Regions from separate parts of the Homo sapiens genome. Here region 1 is linked to region 2. A link is an interaction called in ENCODE POLR2A ChIA-PET data of the cell type or tissue named here. Cell type or tissue: PC-9. All regions are shown on one strand.

Evidence for each region. ChIA-PET counts read pairs that join two places held together with the same protein. Peaks named below come from ENCODE experiments on the same cell type or tissue, not always from the same donor. Only the 100,000 strongest peaks of a DNase experiment are listed, where the experiment ranks them.
Region 1: POLR2A ChIA-PET joins it to region 2 with 6 read pairs; 11 of 35 experiments call an interaction of 5 or more read pairs at or near these places.

What each region holds. Positions count from the first base shown.
Region 1 is chr9:124,855,594-124,859,593 of GRCh38, reverse strand. WDR38 (WD repeat domain 38) reads right to left here. Exons shown (of 9, transcript NM_001045476.3): 3 at 3,844-3,960; 4 at 3,636-3,733; 5 at 3,274-3,354; 6 at 2,994-3,125; 7 at 2,713-2,862; 8 at 2,183-2,230; 9 at 1,716-2,092. The coding sequence ends at 1,964. RPL35 (ribosomal protein L35) reads left to right here. Exons shown (of 4, transcript NM_007209.4): 4 at 1,527-1,711. The coding sequence ends at 1,676. Among named protein-coding and RNA genes, the nearest start is that of WDR38, 4.1 kb to the right of the region's middle. RefSeq lists an enhancer at 1-126 and silencers at 767-1,049, 3,661-3,829. In PC-9, a CTCF peak has its summit at 3,443; a DNase peak (open chromatin) is centred at 2,293; H3K27ac peaks cover 1,889 bases.
Region 2 is chr9:124,747,408-124,751,407 of GRCh38, reverse strand. The region is part of intron 1 of NR6A1 (nuclear receptor subfamily 6 group A member 1); the gene reads left to right. LOC124900274 (a long non-coding RNA gene) reads left to right here. Exons shown (of 2, transcript XR_007061773.1): 1 at 1-4,000. Among named protein-coding and RNA genes, the nearest start is that of NR6A1, 22 kb to the left of the region's middle. In PC-9, no CTCF peak of the experiment used is centred here; no DNase peak of the experiment used is centred here.

The DNA.
Region 1 (4,000 bases), 110 kb before region 2:
GCACATGCATCCAATGTATTCTGAAGAATGGGCATAGGTGATTGTGGGGGCTGGCTGGGACTCAGGGCTCAGGTTGAAGCTGCTGTTCCCAGTGGGTACTTGGAGGGAGCCTCAGCCCTGTGCTTAAGACTTACAGCTGATTGGATCGGGCCTTCTGGGATTACCCAGGATAATCTCCCCTAAAGTTACCTGATGAGGGTCTTTAATTTCATCTGCAAAATGGTTCCACATCACTACCCAAATTGTGTTTGAATAACTTGAAGATTTGACACAAGGGAAAAGCAGCCATGGCTGATGAAGTGCCACAGGCCTATAACCCCAGCTACTGGGAGGCCGAGGCAGGAGGATGGCTTGAGCCCAGGAGTTAAAGTGTAGCCTGGGCAACATAGTGAGGCCTCATCTCAAAAAAATGAGAAGGGCCATAGTGTGGCTATGTTAGCTGTTCAGGGGACACTAGCACGTGTGTGGCAAAAGTAAACCTTTAATGTCAGCAGCTACGTGTGTGGCTAGTGGCTGCTCTGTTGGACAGCAGAACTCTAGGGGGTTAGCCAATGTGAAAAGGACGAATGCCCAGCCGATGCCAGCAGGAGTGAGGGATGTGGGAGGACAAAGACTTTCCTGCTTCCAAGTACCCTCCAGGGCTGGCCCTCATTGTCCAGGATCTTTCTGCAGTCCTCTGCCCACCTGCAGGGGCCTGGGGCCCTGTGACCTCAGAATCCCCCATACCATGGGCCACTTGTTACCTGTTCAGTCTTCCCCCACTAGGCTGGGACCCCTGAGCAGGGACTGGGTCAGATCCTTTGCCAAGCCAGCTCCCAGCACAGGGCCCAGTCCTGAAGGGGGCCCAGGGGACCTTTGCAGAACACAGGAGAGACCAGTGAGAGCTGCCATGGTCTAGAACCCCCTGCTGGAGAACAAGTGGGGCAGGAGTGGGAGCCAAGGATGGAAAGACAGATGATGGCTCTGTGACAGCTGTGGGCAGGGGCCCCAAAGCCGGAAGCAGGTGGGGCAAGTGGCCTTGGCCAGCCAGGCCTCTGAGGCTGGACGTTCATACAGGCAGCAGCTGGTGGGCCCTGCATACAGATGGACAGAGTACTGCCTCAGCCCCCAGCATGCTCTTGCTAACCAGAGCCGAGGTAATGGTAACTACCCCCGGGGCTTGGTGGGTGCTGCGTGCCCTGTACTAGGTTGTCATGTGACTGTCCTCGTGACTGGGAATCGGGCAGTGGAAGGAGCACTGAGTTGGGAGTCACTTGACTGAGATGCAAGCCCCGGCTCTTCCACAGCTTTGCCAAGACTTGGACACTCAGCCCAGTAGGTCAGCAGACTTACATGAAATGAGGATGGTCCCACCAGCCTTAGATTTGGGGGGATTAATTGAGTTAGTGACATGTGTGGCCTGCTGGCAGTCCCATGGTGGCAGCCTCCTCCTGAGTGGCTCTGGATGGCCCTCCCCAGCCCCCTTAGCTGCTGCAGTAGCTCCTCAGCCCTGGGTCCTTGGATTCACCCTGCCGTCTGTCTCCCAGGGCAAGAAGTACAAGCCCCTGGACCTGCGGCCTAAGAAGACACGTGCCATGCGCCGCCGGCTCAACAAGCACGAGGAGAACCTGAAGACCAAGAAGCAGCAGCGGAAGGAGCGGCTGTACCCGCTGCGGAAGTACGCGGTCAAGGCCTGAGGGGCGCATTGTCAATAAAGCACAGCTGGCTGAGACTGCTTTGTTTCCTGGCACTTCCACTGATTGGGTGGAGGTGGGTGGGTCTGGTTTTGGGGACCAGGTGTCTGATGGGTTCCAGCAAGCGTCCTGCCCACCACAGTTGTCTGCTCTGGTGGGGCCTGGAGAGTCCTGGCCATGGGGATCTGCTGGATGCCAGCACAGTCACTTTGCGTCTGTGGGGAGAAGCGGCATGCCTGTGCGCCACTGAGGGGAGCGGGTGAGGTCGGCACCATCTAAGGTGGTTGGTGTTAGGTTTGAGGGTCCCTGGGTGATTTGGACGTGCGGGATATTTGACGTCTAGTCTGATCGGCAGCTCCAGACACTAAGATTTTCCCATCTGGGGTGAAGGCACAGGTGTGGGCCACATCCAGGACTCCCTGCTAAGAGTAGAAGGTGGGGCTCGAGGCAAGTCCTGCCTTGGGAGAAGCTGTCCACAGCTTCCTCAGTGCCACAGCGCCGTGCCTTACCTTCAGGGTCTCAAGGCACTTTCCTGTGTTGCAGTCCCAGACTTTGACCTGGAAAAGGAGGGGGGCATGTCAGGAAGCCTCACCAGGCCACTGTGGCATCTGAAGCCACCTCCAGGAAAGTCCCAGACAAAATATGAGATGAGTCTTCGCCTGAACTCCTGACCTCAGGTGATTCACCTACCTCCACCTCCCAAAGTGCTGGGATTACAGGTGTGAGCCACCGCCCCCGGCCCAAAAAACATCTGAACCTCTTGGTGTAGGTTTTGTTTGGAGGCTGTATTTGAAATTTCAGAGCAGGAGTTCCCTTTTGCCTGATGCCATTTGGGTCATGGAAATGTCAATGCAACTACCAATGGGCCAGCCCTAACCTTGGTGCTGGCCATTAGGAAGAGAGGCTGGCACCCAGGTCCTGCCCTTGCCCCCTCCTAGCTAGGGCAAGTGGGGATGTGGGCATTTCTGGAGTGAGTGCTGAGGGCTCCTGGTGGGGTGAGGATGGGTAGGTAGGAGCAGGATGGGCCCGGGGTGGTTACCATGCGGGAATAGCCGGCGCTGGCCAGCCACAGCTCGTCGGGAGAGAAGGCTATGCTCTTCACCCAGGTGACATGGCCCTTCAGTTGGATAAGCAGGCTGCTGGTTGTGGGCTTCCAGATGTGGATGGTCTTGTCCCAGGAGCCGGATGCCTGGACAGCAGACAGCTCTGATCCCCAGGGTTTGGGGCCTGTGAGCTCACTGGGCCCCTAAGTGGCCTGGGACCCTTAAGGGCCTGGCTGCCAGCAAGGGACCAGCCTGGAACCCAGGACACCCCACTTACCAGGAGGCCGGATGCTGAATAGCACAGGCAGCTGATGTTGGCACTGTGTCCCTCTAGCGCCTGGTGGGAGACTGCTGGGGTCACCATCCGCAGGTCCCAGATGTGTACGGTGGAGTCCCAGGAGCCGGTGGCCTGCAGGCAGCTTCTGTGAGTCTGGCCCAGCCAGCTCTCCACCCACTCTGCATCTAGGCGGGACCCAGAGTCCATCCCCTTCCCACCACTCAGCTCCAAGTGGGTATGGGGCCACTGAGGTGGGGCCCAGGGCAGAGGGTAGGCTCACCAGGCAGTTCACCGTGGGTGAGAAGTCGCTGCTCTGGATGGAGTCACGGTGCCCAACTAAGAGGCGCAGCATCTGGCCGGACTAGAGAGAGCCCTGAGCTGCAGAAGGCAGCAGAGGGCAGCCGGCTACCTGGCCTTGACAGTCCAGGAAAGGGGGACCTCGTGCAAAAAGCCTGAGGGCTGCTGTGTGCAAGGAAGCCTGGAGAGGCGGCTGTGGCCAGGTGGGGGCAGCCTTGGTTGCCTGCTGTGGGCATGGGCCATGGGAACCAGTGGAGGGTTTGAGCTGGGAGGGCAAGACTGGTGACATCCTCTCTGGAACTGGTCCTTGAATCCCAGACTGGTGGCCCCAGCCCCTCAACGTACCTGCACATCCCAGAGCATCACCCGCTTGTCCCAGCCACCTGATGCCAGCTGTCTCGAGTCAGGGCTGAAGCTGACCGTCTCCACACTCCGTTGGTGACCTGCAGGCACCAGCCCGGGGTCGGGGAAGGTGGAAAGGTGACGTGACACAGGACACAGCACCATCTGAAAGGGAACGCTGGCCTGGCTGCTTGGCTCCCAGCTCACTCACCCTTCAGGACCCGCAGACACTTCGCTCTTGCCACATCCCACAGGCGGACAGTGCAGTCACAGGAGGCGCTGGCGAAGAGGTGGCCATCAGGGGAGAAGCGGCAGAACTTCACGGGGCCTGGGCGGGTGGCCACAGTCAGGGGACAGAGCACTGCCCG
Region 2 (4,000 bases):
TCTAGAAGAATTTTTACCATTTAAATTGTAAATCACACACACAAAAACTTAATTTTTCTCTCGTTCTTAGAGGATATGTTGAACTGTTTATGTTCTTGTTAGAAAGTTTTGGTCTCAACTGATTTCTTCGCTGAGTTGTGATTTAACAATTATATTGATGTGCAGTATTAGCCTAATTAGTACTTGGGTGTGACTAGTGTCTTTCTCTGAAAATTTTGTCGTTAATGGTTTGCCTTTCCTTTTTTCTTGAGCTGAAATTTATTGTGTGCCCACTGTGTGATAATTACATGCAGCAACCTTATAAGGAGAGTAACATTATTTTCATTTTGCAGATGGGAGGAACAACTTAAGTGACTTGGCCCCCTAAGTGGGAGAGATGGGACTCAGACCCAAATGTGTCTGATCCAGGGCTTACACTCTTGGAATCTGAGCACTAGCTTCTGGTAGAGGATACAAAGGGCCATTTGTACCTTAAGGAGTCTAGTATTTAGGAGACTGTGTTTTAATGGTAGATGCAAGAATTAAAGCCAGACTTCAATTTTAGCCGTGGAGACAAGTATGGTCTTTGAAAATTGCTTGTTTAAAAATCTTGACTTTTTTTTTCCTTAACTGGTCATGATTTTTATTTATTTATTTATTTATTTTTTTGAGACGGAGTTTCGCTCTGTCACCCAGGCTGGAGTGCAGTGGCGCGATCTTGGCTCACTGCAACCTCCGCCTCCTGGGTTCACGCCATTCTCCTGCCTCAGCCTCCCGAGTAGCTGGGACTACAGGCGCCCACCACCACGCCCGGCTAATTTTTTGTATTTTTAGTAGAGACGGGGTTTCACCATATTGGCCAGGCTGGTCTCGTTCTCCTGACCTCGTGATCCGCCTGCCTCGGCCTCCCAAAGGGCTGGGATTACAGGCGTGAGCCACCGCGCCTGGCCTATTTATTTATTTTTTAAAGATGCCTTTATGTATTTCTAAGGAGAAGAGCAAAGTCCAAAGCCAATTTGTGATGTTGGAGAAAGATGCTGTTGTGAGGTTTAGGACAAATCCTTGCCAATGGGGAGACAAGGAAGCAAAGAGACCCTTGCTTAAAAATGCTGGCCCTGGGCATGTGACATGGAAGCAGAACTCCATGTGGAATGGGAGAGACTTTTGATCCTTAATGCCTTTTAGGAAACAAAGCAAAATAGCATTAGGCTCTTAAATACTATTTGATACAAGATGAAGAGTGAATAATATAAACTAGAAACATGAGAGCCTTAACATGGTAGGGACTGAAAGTAACCAATGTGTCTATACAGTCTCAATTTCCAGGTCAGCTTGTATTAAAGTTTGCCTTGCTGACCTTACAAATACGTTCTTCTCATTTGATATCCTTAGTATTTACTTTTTGAATAGTATGGTCACTGTGACTTATTCAGGAATGTGAGGCATATTCAGAGAGAAGATTGTTAAACTCAGAACAGCTGTATACCAAATAATCATCTCTTACTCTGGAAGTCCAGTTGAGCTGTGGGGAAGTAGGGATGCAATTCTAACCTTATGTTTGTGCTAATGTATGTTAATGCTAGAAGAGGAACTTCTAAGCCTGTGGAACTTATAATAGGTATCAAAAACTGTAAAGAAACATGCGTTATGTAAGAGTGTGATTTTAGCGGGGCAGGGTATACTAGTATCTGTAGTGCTTTAACAAGCTGGTGTGATGGTGTGCATCTATAGTTCCAGCTACTGGGAAGGCTGAGGCAGGAGGATTGCTTGAGTCAGAAGTTCGAGGCTGGAGTGCATTATGATTGTTCCTGTGAATGGCCACTGCACTACAGCCTGGGCAACATAGCGAGACCTGTCTCTTAAAAAAAAAATACCGTATTTATTTTATTGATTGGGTGATCTGAGATCTGAATGGTTGACCCAAAGGTCAATTTTCACATGAATACTGCAACCTCATGAAGAAGCTGACCTCTCAGTAATAGCACTGGGTGATGACTTAGTAAAAGGTCCTATTCCCTAAGTGTGTGCAGAATGGAACACTTTCCCTAAAGCTGCTGCAAAGTGGTTTAGATTTTTTAAATTAAGAAGTCTTTTCTGAGTCTGTTTATATTTGTGTTTTGGAGGGTTTCCAATTATAATAATGGGTAACTCTTTTTTTTTTTTTTTGAAATGGAGTTTCACTCTTGTTGCCCAGGTTGGAGTGCAATGGTGCGATTTTGGCTCACTGCAACCTCCGCCTCTCGGGTTCAAGTGATTCTCCTGCCTCGGCCTCCTTAGTAGCTGGGATTACAGACATGCGCCACTACACTCGGCTAATTTTGTATTTTTAGTAGAGATGGAGTTTCTCCATGTTGGTCAGGCTGGTCTCAAACTCCCTACTTCAGGTGATCCGCCCGCCTTGGCCTCCCAAAGTGCTGGGGTTACAGGCGTGAGCCACCGCACCTGGCCAATAATAGGTAACTCTTACTGAACATTTGCTATATGCTAGGTACTGTTTTGAGTACTTATATTTATTTCATTTAATACTTACAACAGCCCTGTTAAGTTCTTTTTTTTTTTTTTTTGAGACAGAGTCTCGCTCTGTCGCCCAGGCTAGAGTGCAGTGGCGCGATCTCAGCTCACTGCAAGCTCCACCTCCCGGGTTCATGCCATTCTCCTGCCTCAGCCTCCCGAATAGCTGGGACTACAGGCGCCTGCCACCGCGCCTGGCTAATTTTTTTTTTTGTATTTTTAATAGAGACGGGGTTTCACCGTGTTAGCCAGGATGGTCTCGATCTCCTGACCTCGTGATCTGCCTGCCTCGGCCTCCCAAAGTGCTGGGATTACAGGCTTGAGCCACTGCGCCCGGCTTAAGTTAAGTTCTTTTGTTCCCATTTTTAGATCGGGGAAATGCCTATGGGACCACAATTAGTGTTTAAATCACAGGAATCCTACAAATGTTATTCCCTTTAAACAATTTCTCCTTTCTGTAAAATGGGGGCTACAGTGGGATGGAAGAGATTAGGAATGATTTATAGTTTATCCTTCTAGTTTTTTTTAAAAAATCTAAGAATCTTGATAACCCCTTAAGGGTTCCTCAAGTGTTAGCATTGTATGATTTGTACCCCCTATTATACACAACTGCAACTTTTGATAAACTCATGGACTTTAGAGCTGAAAAATGATGCTAAGAAAATTGATCTTTCACTGAGGAGAAAATCTAAGTACAGAGGGAGTAGATCACTTAGCCTTATACAAATGGCTTATTAATACTGAAGCAAGGCATCTTGCCTAGTATATCACTTTATTGATATCTTAATATTAGAAACTTGCTTTAACATCAAAGTTGGTATATTTGCATCTCTGTATAAAGAGAGTTTGCAAATAGGAATTTAGGTGTTATCCTTTTCAAGCTTTGGGGTGTTTCGAGGAAATAAGGTTGCAAAAAGTAGCTTTTCAATTGTTGGATTTGTTTATTTCTGTAATTTGGTGCTATTAATGTATGCTAAAAAGTTGAAAAGGGGAATCAAACAGGATTTTTGAGTGGATTAGGAAATTAAATTCCAGGAAGAGAGAGGAGCAGTCATAATAGTCTAGGATTATAGGGTGATTAGATGCCTTGAGCTTGATCTAGGGATATTTGAGAGAGAATGAAAATGTCCTGGTGATTGACTATATTATTCGAGGGGACTGTTGGGAAGGGTGGTAAAGTGGGAGCCCAGGAGGAGTCTTTGGGGATCTCTGGCTTGGGGGATGAGAGTTGGTGGTACCTGGAACCTGAGTGAAGAACACAGGAGAAAGAGGATTCAAAGAGAAAATAATAGGTTCAGTTTGACATGTTGAAATTGATGGAGCCTATGGGTTATTTATCCTGGTAGACATTGACAATAGACATTTGGATAGATGGGTCTGTGGTTCAGGAGAAGAGTCTCATCCAGAATTGAAAGTTTGGGGGAGAGGGGAATCATCAGTTGGGAAGTGTAAGTGAAAGTGTATGTGGATGAGACCATCCAACCTAGGATGAGAAGGTTGTGTGTGTGCT